Linked DNA regions of Homo sapiens: region 2 is linked to region 1. A link is a contact called in ENCODE Hi-C data. All regions are on one chromosome and are shown on one strand. The core of a region is the stretch at or near the end of the contact, and the rest is flanking DNA. Distances in the headings are between cores, read along the strand shown.

Evidence for each region. Hi-C counts contacts between places; a loop is a spot of excess contacts on that map. Pooled maps may share reads with other maps.
Region 2: a loop to region 1 is called in a map of MCF 10A, with 13 times the contacts of the local background. The contact joins two enhancer-like sites. A Hi-C loop is called at or near these places in 5 of 168 maps with a recorded cell type or tissue (Calu3, MCF 10A, PC-9 and 2 more) and 8 of 50 pooled maps.

The regions. Positions count from the first base shown.
Region 1 is chr5:68,283,282-68,289,707 of GRCh38, forward strand. The region is part of intron 7 of PIK3R1 (phosphoinositide-3-kinase regulatory subunit 1); the gene reads left to right. Among named protein-coding and RNA genes, the nearest start is that of PIK3R1, 71 kb to the left of the region's middle. RefSeq lists a silencer at 5,172-5,271. Within about 2 kb of position 2,335, at least 3 of the 41 ENCODE cell types and tissues checked have a DNase peak (open chromatin) inside an H3K27ac peak, as active enhancers do.
Region 2 is chr5:68,677,693-68,683,958 of GRCh38, forward strand. The region is part of intron 2 of LOC105379013 (a long non-coding RNA gene); the gene reads right to left. Among named protein-coding and RNA genes, the nearest start is that of LINC02198, 350 kb to the right of the region's middle. RefSeq lists an enhancer at 1,864-3,063. Within about 2 kb of position 4,864, at least 3 of the 41 ENCODE cell types and tissues checked have a DNase peak (open chromatin) inside an H3K27ac peak, as active enhancers do.

The sequences.
Region 1 (6,426 bases), core at 1,085-3,584:
TAATTATTACCAGATAGAACTTGAAATGACAAAGCTTATGATGTTTGAGGCAAAGTATCAGTTCAAATAAGAGCCATTAGCACATAGTATCTAATTAAATGCTAGGTGGGAGTACACATACTCTAAGTACAAAAAGAACTTTAGAAATGCAGCTGGTGACTTTCTAGGGTAATGGAGTAGACAGAAAAGGCTCATAGAAGAAATAGGGCTTGAAATGTGCCTTGAAGAATAGGTACAATTTGAATAGGCAAAGGAGAAATAGCATTTTGATGCATGGAGTTTAAAGACTTATTCAAAATAAATTACACAGTACAAAATAATGGCTTGGTATTTTACAAAAGCAGTACATATTTTAAGTGATAGTATCACAAAAAACATCATTTTAGAGTTGAAAGCATTGTCCAGCTTTACCAATTTGGACATGAGGAAACCGAGGCCCACAGATAGAGGTTCGCTCTGTGCTACCCGGCCAGTATGGGCCCAAACCGGGTCTGCCCAGGAGCCGCCTCCTACACTCCAGCCCATTCTATCTGCCATGCCCTGCTGCCTGGATTTTTGGAAACTTCGTGAGCAATGAGGCTGCTTTTAGTGTCCAATCAAAAACTCCTCTGAAGTTTCCAGCATGTAATAAACTAAAAATATGTGAAATTAGCCCCCATGGGTCACATATAGTAAACAAAGTCAGGGCAATGTTTATACTTTTCAGGATAAGGCTCCAAATCACTCCATGAGCTGTGCAGTGGAAAAAAAAGTGGGCTTCTGACTCAAATAGATCTGGATTGGAATCTCAACTCTCTCGAGTAACTCAGCTTTTCCAAATTGTTTTCCAGACTGTGGAATTGGGTTAATGCCTCTCTCCTGGGGTTGGTATGAGATTTAATGAACTGATAATTTCTCTGCTATCTATCGCATCAACTCTAGCTTTTGAGGCCTTATGGGAGCTGTCCTCATTCAGCAGGTCTGATTCCTTCAGTCCACCCATTCCTCATTAGTTGTGTGAATCCTGTCAGGCCTTTTTCCTTACTGACGCCATGTTCCCAGCCAGCAGAGCTACGGCCTCTAGGAGCCTGTAGGGGCTAAAAGGGACACTTGGGAAGTTGCCACCCTGATGTGGGTACATTGCTTGGAGGGAGAAAGGTGCCTTTGTATGAATATGTGGCTTGGTGAATGGAGCAGCCTAGATTTCATCACCACTCCTCCATCTTGCCTAGGTGCCTTTGCACAGTGCACAAAATATGCAACCATACGTCGCTGCCCCAAGCAGTGCCATCCACTTTATCTGCACTCAAGTAGGTCCTTCCCGTTTTATATGCAAGTTAAGTCGACCCATTCAGTATGTTTATGCCTTTAAGCTTCCTGTCACCTTATGTTTAACTGTCTATAGTTTTTCCTATTCATCTGCTTAATTACATTTCTAAAGGGTAGGGGTAAAGGCTTTTTCTCCTTTTGAGCTCTTCCTAGCAGAGAACTAGGTACAGCATAATAATTATCTAAATTTTTCTTTGATAAACTTCCAACTTTCAAAGAATAGTAATACATCAACACATCTAATACATCCAGCAATCCTGGGAAATAAGGATTCTCCTCATTTACAGAGGGAAGCTAAGATTTGGAAAAGGTAGGGCACAGAGTAAGCTCTCTAGACTTTGTTGATAGTTTGCTGTTCTATTTTGTTACTAAAAAGTCTTAACTTGTCGTTTGGCTTTCAATATTTTTTTCTTGAATCATTGTGTTATCTTTACCCAATTAATGCTTAGGCAGGTAAAGTAGATTTCTGTAGGCAAACCAAGGTAAAAATAAGTCTATTTAACACAGGGTGCCTTTGAATGAAACCCATTATAAGTGTATTTACATATTTCAGATTTCATGGATATATTCAGAAATATTAATGTAATATAATTGAAGTCTAATATTGCACCCTCAAGCCCAGAGTGGAAAATAAATGACTCTTTCTACCCCTTGCCCTTCTACACCTGTCAAAGTTAATTTTTAACCACTGGCACATTGCAAAACATTCATCCTGAAGAGCCTGATTCATAAATCTTGTTTTAAATGCTCTGGGCTTGGTTCTCAACCCAGACTAAAGGCAAGCACTAAGGTAGAGGGAAATGACATTCAAAGAGTTTTACTTGTCTCTGATTTAATTTTTATTGGTTTAAAATGTGGTCTGACATTAGAGGGTTGCTTCAAAGGTGAAAAATGAAACTTTGAAAAATTACATGTTTGTAGATGCGTAGAACTAAACGGGCAAGCCACACTAGGTTTTGTCAAACAATAGTTTTATTTGTGTCCTGAGAGACACAGGTATTTTGGTATGTATGTGTTTAGGAGGGGTATATAGTCAGTTTTACTTTTGTTTTCACAGTGCAGATGTCTCTTTGTCTCAAGGGACAAAGATCTGAGGGAGAATTGCAGGGGGGACTACTTTATTCTGCTAAGCAGTGGGGATGCCTTTATCAGAAACCTGGTAGAATGTGTCAGAGTTTATACATACGTAAACCTGGGCTTATTTATATACTTAAATGGATGTTTTCCTTAGCATAATGTCAGTTAAGACCAGTGGATATGGAGCAAATAATTTGAATTACCCTAAAAGGCCCTCTGTTCTAAGTTGTCTTAAGTTAAAATTATGAAGAGAGGTATTCATTTTACCCTTAGATGAAGATTTTGGTTAATTTTTGTTGTCTATTCTTTTTTTCATGGTCTTTGTTCATAAATGATGTCCAGAAAAAGAAGAAGTTTTCTAGGTTGAAAGCTGCTTGTGCAACATTTGCCACTTGATGGTGACTTGTACATATGAAATATAGTATTCAGTTTGTAACTTTTGAACAGTTTAAGGATCAAGAGACATTTTCCTAACTATATCTGCTGAGAAGTGAAACAATGGGCTGTATTTGCCTCTGAAATGAGTTTTACGAAACTTTGAGGAAAGGGAGAATGATACATATTGTTTTAAAGAATCCAGAAGGTAAAGTTAGTTTTCCAGTGTGTCTAGGCCTTTGAGGTCCCAGAGAAATGCTGACATTAAAATAAAAGTTTTCCTACAACACTAGCAGCTTCGTGAAAACTGTACTTTTGATTTACTAATTAGTGAGTCATATAGATCAAGTGACAGTAATACAATTATGTACATTAGTTGGTGTCAAATTTGGACATACGAAATATACAGAAAGTTGATGGTTTTCTCCCAAAGCAGGAATTACTGATTCAGTTCTACCAGCAGAGGGCTCCCTTTTTTAAGCTAATAAAGAACATGTGTCTTGCAGATCACTTTTTAAACACTAAAATTCAACGGGAAAAAGATTCAGCTCACACTTTCCTAATATAATAGGACCTCTTTGGTAGATGATTGTACATATTGTGAGAAATTTGTTTAAGGCAAAGTTTTTCCAATCTATTTCAAGACTTTCTATACGTTGAGAGAGTACTGCTTTCCAGTGGCTTATTTTCTTCTGAAACAGAAAATATACTGGTGGACTTAACAGAGCATTTTAATCTTAGAAGGTTTTGACATGAAACATCATGTGAATCCAGACAGGTATGCTTAGGAGACTGATGTTTCCAATGTTTCTAGCTTTAGAAAGGCTATTTTTAAAAGTAGGGCAAGATTATGCAGCTCAGGATGCAAGGGTATTCTCTGAACTAACCATATGTCCCTATGATCAGATGGCAGATTCACTTATAGACTGTTATTTCCATTGGGAAAGTTTTTCAATATTATATCAGTTGCACTAAAGGAAAGTTTGTAAAATCACTTTCATTGTGGGTTTAACAGCACTTTCCAGATATTTCAAGTAACCCTGAAGCTAGTTGCTGCTGTTGGCCTGTGTGGACTTTATGTGACCACTGGATCACTTTCCCATGCAGAGTATGAGGGTATTATTGAAAGAACCTATGTCTTCAAAGGGAATGAAATGTTTTGTTTTAATTTAAGCAAGCTAAAAATAGAAAACAGAAAAAACCAGAGTTTTGTTAGGGGTGTGAAATTTTTTGCATGTGGCTTAAAAGATTAACTTCAGTTTTGTCCATTTTTTTTTACGTTCTCTAGCAAAGGGAAGTGAGGAGCAGGGACAATGGGTAGAGAAGGGCATTTGAAACCATCAGAAGATTGGGTTCTAGTCTTAGGGCTATAATCTTCTGTAAACCACTTCACCTCCCTGGGTCAGATTTCGTTTTCCCCTCTATGGCATGCAGGAATTGATTGAAGTGAACTCTAAATTACTTTCTGGTGTAAAGTTTGGTGATTTCCCTGGATAACCTTAAAGCTATCTATGCTCATGCAACTGAAAATTTTCTTAGATCAAATTTTAATTAAATAGTAGTCAGTAATCCCAAGTCTGGTCCATTGCCACTTTCTCAAATAAAGGGCAAACATCCGCTTAGAAAGGTATGCCCTTCTCTGCCCTTCTATCCTTTACCCCATTAGCTGGCACATAAACCTAATGCAGAGACACCTTTTAATTAGCAGGTCATATGGCCATTTAAATGCGAGTTGCAATCGACCTCATAAAAATAGCCGCAGTGTTGTTTTATTCTGAATCGTCACATGATCATGGAGTATAGTATGCATATGGTGTGGGGTTTAATATTCGTCCGAGGATGCCCTCCTACTACTTACTATTGAACATTTTTGTAATCTCCTCCCTGCCCGAGTTGCTCACAAGGGCTTTCCTGTTACACCTGCAGGGCTGTCTGTGCTGGTGTGTGGGAGGAGGTGCAAGAGGTGGACACGAGCGAGGCGCTGTGTTCTGGGTTGTTCCAAGAGGTTCAGGCCTTTACAAGTGAGGCTTTGATTCTATTTTTTGCTGAACTAGCTCAGCCACTTCCTGTGTTTGGCTGTGCATAGTGCCTCGCTTCACTGTCGGCTACTTGAGCCCCGCGAGCCAGCCAGCGCGCTCAGCAGCCAGTGAGACTATTTTAGGTCCCCTCACAATGGCCTTCTCATTTCCCAGGCGAAAATGAGCAAGTTGGTCTTGCATTGGCCACTTGTCAGCCGATGACAACTTTGACTTGGGCTCCCCTCCCCCTCCCGAAATCCCTAGCTCAGCAAATATTTGAACCTGCCCAAGTTAATCATGAAGCTGCGATCTTTATCTAAGGGAGACGTGCGAGCGCCTGGGCTCCTTTCCTCCCCGATACAGTAGCGAAATCCAGTTGGCTTCTCAATGAGGAGCCGGCAGTGAGCGGCGGTGGCCCGGACGCACTGCCGGGCGGGGCGTGGGGCGGAGGGACGAGCCGAGCCGAGCCAAGCGGAGCTGGGCCACTGTGCACGCCCGGAGGGTCCTGGCGGCGCCCCCGCTCCTGCGCGCACTCTCGGCGCCGGACACGAGCACTGCCTGCCGGGAACAGGCTGGGGGGAGGTGCGGGGGCTTGGCCCACTTGGTGGAAGAACAGCTTTGGGGATTTTTTTTTTTTCATTGTCGGATACAGGCATTTCAAAGGGAAACCGTTGAAATGCATAACCTGCAAAGTAAGTTGCCTTGAATTTGTGCACTTCTCTGTTCCTTATCTGAGCGGTGCCTTTCTGTAGTTTGTCTTGGAGTACGTGTGTGTGCGTGCGCCCCTGTAAGCGCTGCCTGGGGAGGACAGATGGGAGATTAGGGGAGACACTCCCCCTGTCCTCGAGGGGGACAGTGGCTGGGAAAGATAGGGTTTAGGTTGGAATTTCAGTAAGAAGGTACTAATTACAACGTGCTTGGTTGGAAGTTGGTGCCAGGCCAGGGCTTGGAGAGACCATGGGAAAATCACCTGTCTCCCTGCCTTCTCCCTGAGTTAGTTTGCCACAGAAGATCCAACAGCCAGACTGGTTTGCACCGACGGTTCCCAAATGCATGGACTGGCACTCTGGGCTGTTACACCCGCCACAGCTGCTCGGAGAACTTGTCTCCTTGCTTCGGGGGAGGGTCGACATTTTAATTAAACTAAAAAAGAATGTTTTTCTGAATCTTAGGGCATACAGCCACTTTTACCATTTTTATTTGAATTTGAGTTCAGGTAAACTTAGGCAAATAGAAAAGTGGGAGAGGGTGGGAAGAGACAAGGTGAGCCTGCTTTTCCCAATACTGGGAAAATGAATTAAACTAGACGGGGGACGTCAGAGAACAGAATGCCTTGCCTTTGGTCTGCTTTTTAATATATTTTATGATCCCAAATTTTACAGAAAGTCTCAAGGGTTTCTGTGTTTTTTAAATGGTCAAATATGTGACATACATGTGTACATAGATCACAGAGCCCCACTGTAGTTTTTTAAATGAGCCACATTTACCTTGGGGAAGAGCCCCTCCCCCCCCGCCATCATAATATTGTGAATGTAAAGAGAGATTGGTTCACAATGAGAATGTACAGTAGGCTCCTATAAGGGTGACAGGATTATATGCAGAATGACTTTGAAGAGCCAAAATTGATTTATTTATGTTAAGTAGTGCT
Region 2 (6,266 bases), core at 3,614-6,113, 400 kb after region 1:
GAAACTTAATCCCCAATGTGGTAGTATTTGGAAGTAGGGTCTTTGGGGGTGATTATGTCATGAAGGTGGAGTCCTCATGAATGAGATTAGTTCCTTTACAAAAGAGACCCTAGAGAGGTCTCTCACCCCTTCTGCCATGTGAGGACACAATGAGAAGACAGCCATCTAGGAACCAGGAAATATGCCCTCACTAGACATCAAATCTGTAGCATCTTGATCTTGGACTTCTCAGCCTCCAGAACTGTGAGAAATAATTTTCTGTTGTGTATAAGCCACCCAGTCTATAGCATTTTGTTATAGCAGCCACAACAGACTAAAACATCAGCACTAGGGTGGTATTGTTGCTAAGAAAATGCTCAAGAACACCATCCTGATTCACAGATTCAGAGCTTTTGTATTTAAATAGTCACTCTGCCTTAACCTATCAATGGCCTCTTTTGCAGTTCAGTTTAATCATCCCAGCTTCAGATGCAATATCCTCCTCTTCTTTGAGAAATTGCTTCTCTTGTTCTTGCAACACTGCCCTGAGTGATGCACCTCACTTCTTGAAAAGAAGACCAGAAGATGTTAAAGATATGTAAGTGCCCTAAAAAGATTCCCTCCCTAAAGAAACTTGTAGAATCAAAAGAGCTCCAGAAAAATAAAAAAGGTAAAAGCATCAACTTTCGGAATTATTGATGTTGAAAACAAAGTCTAGTGTATTTTCTATATATGGAGCATCCCATAGCTGATCTCTCTGACATGGGAAGGCTATCCCATAAATGATGGAAGGTACTGATTCCTTTCCATTTCCTTAGGGAATTTAGCATTAATGGTCTCCCTGAAAAGAGTTGCTTAAGGAAAAATGACCACAAGCAAGTACATAGAAAATGCCTAGCCATCTGGCCTTGCCTTAACTTCTTGCTGTGCATTTTATGCAGACACACAAAATGCCCTCAGCAAGGTTCATCAGAGTAGCACAATCAAGAGAGGTAGGGGGAAGGAGAGGAGAGACAAATAGTCGAATAACCCGTATTCTCTTGTTCTGTCTTGCCATAAACATACAGACATGAGATATCAATACAAACATAAAAAGAAATGAGTTCTGCTCCTTATACCAAGCATAACACTTCAGGCTCTACTTTTCTTCAGATTTTATGGTTTCTGTCTCAACCCAAAACCTGCCCTGGCCAAGACTTTGGAGGTCGGTTGCCTAAAATGGACCCTGATTGTTCTCTGGGGTATACAGAACCAGCTGTGGGTCCGAAGTGAAGATGCTGCAGAGGTGGAATTCCAGGTCCTCAAAAAGGTATGTTTCCATAGAAACTAAAGCAAGTGGCCACCTGATATGAAGGACTCATACCTCAAGCTCTGAGAAAACAGAAAGTCAAAATGCCCTCATGAAAAGTTTGGTATCATTGAACCAGAATACTCTGCCCTGCCTGTAAATATTACCAAATCCAATTCTAGGTGGCTTCTTCTGAAACAAGGCAAGTAATCAGGATTTATTCAGGTCAACATCTGGAAGCATGCATGTTCCACACAGTTAACTCTAAAAAAGGGAAGTTGTGCCCTAGGACTTTACCCCACCCACCCCTCCTCTACCAGCCTAAAAACCTTCATGGTACAATATGTCTCTAAAACCCCTTAAGATAGCATCACAAAATTAGACAATGACTGGCAGCAATTATCTCCCAAACTTACCAGACTTGGGGGTTTTTTTAGGGCAGAAAGCAGCTAATGGCCATGAATACTTCATTTAGCGCTTCTTTTTTCTAATGCATTGCAAGACGTTCACTCTCCAGCGCTGGACTCTGCCAAGTATCCCATCTCAATTTCCCATTCAATTTCTAGAGAAATTCCATCCAAATCTTTTATAAGTCCTGCTCAAATGTTCAGAGTTTGCAAAGTACTTTCAATAATTCAGTAATCCAGTGCCCTTCCCCCAAGTCACAATCTAAACAAAGATGGTTGTCCTCTCACTATTAACACTCACTTTGCAGAAAAAGACCCTTGAGGCCCTAGGGAGGTTTACAGCTAGTTGCCAGGATCTTTCTGAAGTCAGAAATGAAGTGCAAGTTTAGACTTTTAGATCTACACCCCAGGACTTGTCCCACACAAACACAGAAGGGACAGCTGACTCCACTGGTAAGGTGAGCAGTGATAGTACTATCTTTTCTTTTGGTCTGTGATAATTCTTGAGTTTCCCATCAGTGTTACTCCTTGGGAGTCCTTCCTATACAGACAAAGCCTATATTGAAATGCTTTAAGGCAGCAGTCCCCAACATTTTTGGCACTAGGGACCAGTTTCATAGAAGACAATTTTTCCATGGACTGGGGAGGGGTTTGGGGATGGGGAAAGGGCTTGGGATGAAACTGTTCCACCTCAGAACATCAGGCATTAGATTCTCATGAGTGTGCAACTTAGATCCCTCACATGCACAGTTCACAATAGGGTTCACGCTCCTATGAGAATCTAATGGTGCCGCTGGTCTCACAGGAGGAGGAGCCCAGGAGGAGCTTACCGGTACCAGTCTGTGGCCCAGGGTTTGAGAATCCCTGCTTTGAGGTTTTGCTCAACAGGGTAAAGTCATGTAAGTTTTACCTGGTAGACTGATAGGTGTTTCTTTATCTGGAAAACCTGGTGTCACCGACAAAGAGAACAAGTCTGGAACAACGGGACTCAGGACAAGTAAGTTTGGATAAGTAGGCTGAAAAAACAGAGGAAAACAGTCCAAAGTATGAGGTTATCTAGGACCAGAATACATGAAATAGTAAAAGGAATAGCAATGGGGGTTGGAGAAAGGGAATTAGAGTAGCAGACACTTGGCTGGCTTTGAAATAGAGCAAAAGGAACAGAGGAAATGAAAACCAGACTTGGCTGAATTTACAAAACTGCCTGAGGCCAGCACTGCTTCCCAGGGGAGGAGAGACCAGTGGAAAGGGTGATCTGGCTGTTTTTAGGGTGATGTCTTTGATACCCTAACCTCATTGGCACCACTCCTCAGGGAATGATAAGCCCTCAAAGAGCTGTGAGACTGGGAGTGTCAGGAGCAGAGCAGGAGCAGGAGAAAAACCTAGGAAACATCAGAATTTCTCCAGGCTGGGAGGAGTGGAGTGGGGCAAAGGTCTTGGAGTTTCCCATTGGGTAACCATGCCCAGGCCCATCTCCTGGGGAGGCAGGTGTGCCTGGCACAGTTTAAGTTGTGGCTGAGCATCTGTAAGTGCCTATCTAAGACCATCTGGGATCTCTGATCTCCTAGGGAAAGAAGCATGTGACAAAGAACTGGCAACATCAGATGGACCTGTCCTGACTCAGACATGAGAAATATGTTCATCAATTTCACCGACCCATCCTGCTGCTCGTCTCTCTCCCCCATCTCCTTCTTGGTGCCTTCTAGGACTGTCAAGAGATATGGTTTACTTCTTTGATAAAATGTAGTTATTTAGTAATCTATTAATACACCTTACTTCAAAAAATATTTTTAAATTAAATATGAAAAGACATCAGCGAGTTTTCCTCTACATCCAAACACTTCTCCAATTTTAGCTTCACAATTTCCCACGGTCTCACTCTTCTTTTCTGCGTTGCCCAAACCTTCATGCCGATCTCTGACTGCTTTAGTTTCTATCAGGATCCACCCACAAGGGACACGGATGGATAATCCTGCCCTTTCCTGACAAGCTCTTCTTATCACCAGCCCTTACCTGTTCTCTGGTCCATTCCCTGAGGGCTTTGTTCAGTGCTATCTATTCTGGTAAATCAACCCATGCCAAGAGGAAACAGTTGCTTAGACTTTGTAGAGAGAATCAAATGAGAGAAATCAATACACACAGGTGAAGTCTTAATATTATTTCTATCAGTATATTAGTCCTCACAGTCAATAAACTGACATTAGTAGGGACTCTCAGAACGTTAATCTAAATGAGTGTCTCTGTTCTAGGGAATTTCAAGCATCAGGGCAGGCTGGAGTTAGGGAGAGGCAGAAAGGAGAGAGGCTGCAGCTTTGGGCTCTTCTCCACTCACATTTTCTAAACCAGCTGCCCACTCCCCCTGAGGTTGCAGCCCATCCTATGGCCAGACCACATTTTGCTTCATTCACTTGCATCCACAAAAAGCCTAGATTGATCTATAGTTAATAACATAAACTGTTCAGAGGATACAAGAGCAGTAATGAATAGGTAGTACCCAATTATGGAAAATAGCATTTCTTTGGGGCAAATGTCCTACAAAATCTCCCAGTTGGGAAGAAATCATTCTTCAGGGACTCATTCCCCTAGACAGGGGCAAAATTGCTTTTGTTGTGGGGAGTCAGCACTGCCACTGTCCAGCTCTGTGAGATGAGACAAACTGTTTAGTATCTCTGAGTCTCAGTTGCTTTATGTATAAAATGAGGACAAATACACCTATCTCATCAGGTTGTGAGGATTCAATTTAATATTATGCAATATGTGCAAACCATGTAACTCAAGGCTTGTTACATAGTAAACAAGGGAAAATTGTAGCAACCACAGCAACTATTCCTACACATTTTGAGAGGGGGAATATTTGGCCTTCCAAAGGTACTTGAAGATAACTATGTGATATTCACATTATTAAAAAAATTAAAAGGCATAAAACTAGGAAAATAATTTGGGCTTGAGAATTCCACATTGCCCTTTGAGACAACTGGCAAAACCTTGAAATGTCTCAACCTCAGGGATAGGAATTTCTACACTAGAGATAGACATTACCTGTCTGGCAGCTCCCGGAGACAGAACAGAGGGCCTGGCCACCCCTGGAGAAGACTTCTCCCTCCCACTAAGCTAAGGGCATCCCATTCCCTGTCCTTTCCCTCACCTCACCCTTTTCCACCCACCAGCTCCCCTCCCAGCTGTGAGAGCCTGCAAGAGCCTGCCTAATCTGAACTTGGAGACTGCTCTTTTGCCTTTAAAATGCCTTGCCCAGCTTAATCAGTAACCAGCGATCCTCTAACTGCCAGTTAGTCTCCTGCCCTGACATGAGCTCCTTCTCCTGCCAGCCGGCAGATGTGACTTTTTTAGGAAGATTCAATTCCCAGCCTTTGCCCTTCCTGCCAATGACAGCTTCCCTCTTTGAAGGTTACCTGTCGCTAGCATTCTTGCGCATGAATGCAAACTAAAGTGGGTGCTTATCCTGACCTTGAAGAAGCACATCATTCTGTATATGAGTTCTAAAAAAGCACACTTGACATTTGCTGTCTTATGTGTGTCAGGACTGAGAAAAGGAAGCCCCACATGGCGGGATACCCTCTTAGGTCCACAGATCTGGCTTGTGAATGGCACTTGTCAACTAAATCTTGCAATGATATTCAGCAGGCATGATGTGGAGGAAATGTTAATGAAATCCTGCCTAACTGAAGGAACACATTTGAATAGAATCAAAGTCATATGTGGGATTTTTTTTCTCATATACTGTCTTCTCTGCATACATTAACCTTTTGCCAGCTTTAAAAAAATAAAAAGACATAAAACTAGAATGATTCACTCATTCAATCATTCTTCAAACACTTATGGAGCACCCATTATGTACCAGACCCTGGTACAGGGAATAAAATATTGAATGAGACACAGATTATTTTAGGCAAATAATCTATTATTCAGCATTTTATGGTGAGAACCCAACTTCTCAATTTGTTAAAAAAACAAAGTATTTCAAATGACCCTTTGCTTCATTTTAAAATAGGCAAAGGGAAAGGCGGGGCTCTTAGAAAGAGCAGAGTGTTACATTAGCTAAGTCATGCTGTGGACTTGTGAAAATTTTTTGAGAGGCAATAGCATGTTGAGTTATGGGAAACAGACATGCAAGCAACCAGGATGGATGGGATGATCTTGGACAGTCTTTCAGGAGAGTGCCTAGACATGCCATTGTTTGTGAAATTGTCTTTCAAACAAGAAGAACCTATAATGGCAAAGTTAGGCTAGCCCTCCCTTGTCCAGTCTCTTCCTCACTGCCTGACACCACTGATAGAGAAATTCAGCTGAGCACTGCTCTGCTGATAGTGGTGTGAGGCACTCCATTTAGCAGAAGCTTCCTGATGCAGAGTTTTTAGAGAACTCAAGGACTTGCTCTGTCATCATCATAAGTGCATGTTTCCATCGCTGAGTCAGAAGAATGAAATCGGAGCTGGACCAGACACAAATGGGTGAGTCAAAAGAAAGACTTGCTGCAGAGCAAGCCCCACTGCTGCTAAGATTGCTGAGGTGTGGTGTGGAGCAGCTCAGCAAATGCCTAGGGCCCATTCATTCATGCAACAAATGGATATGAA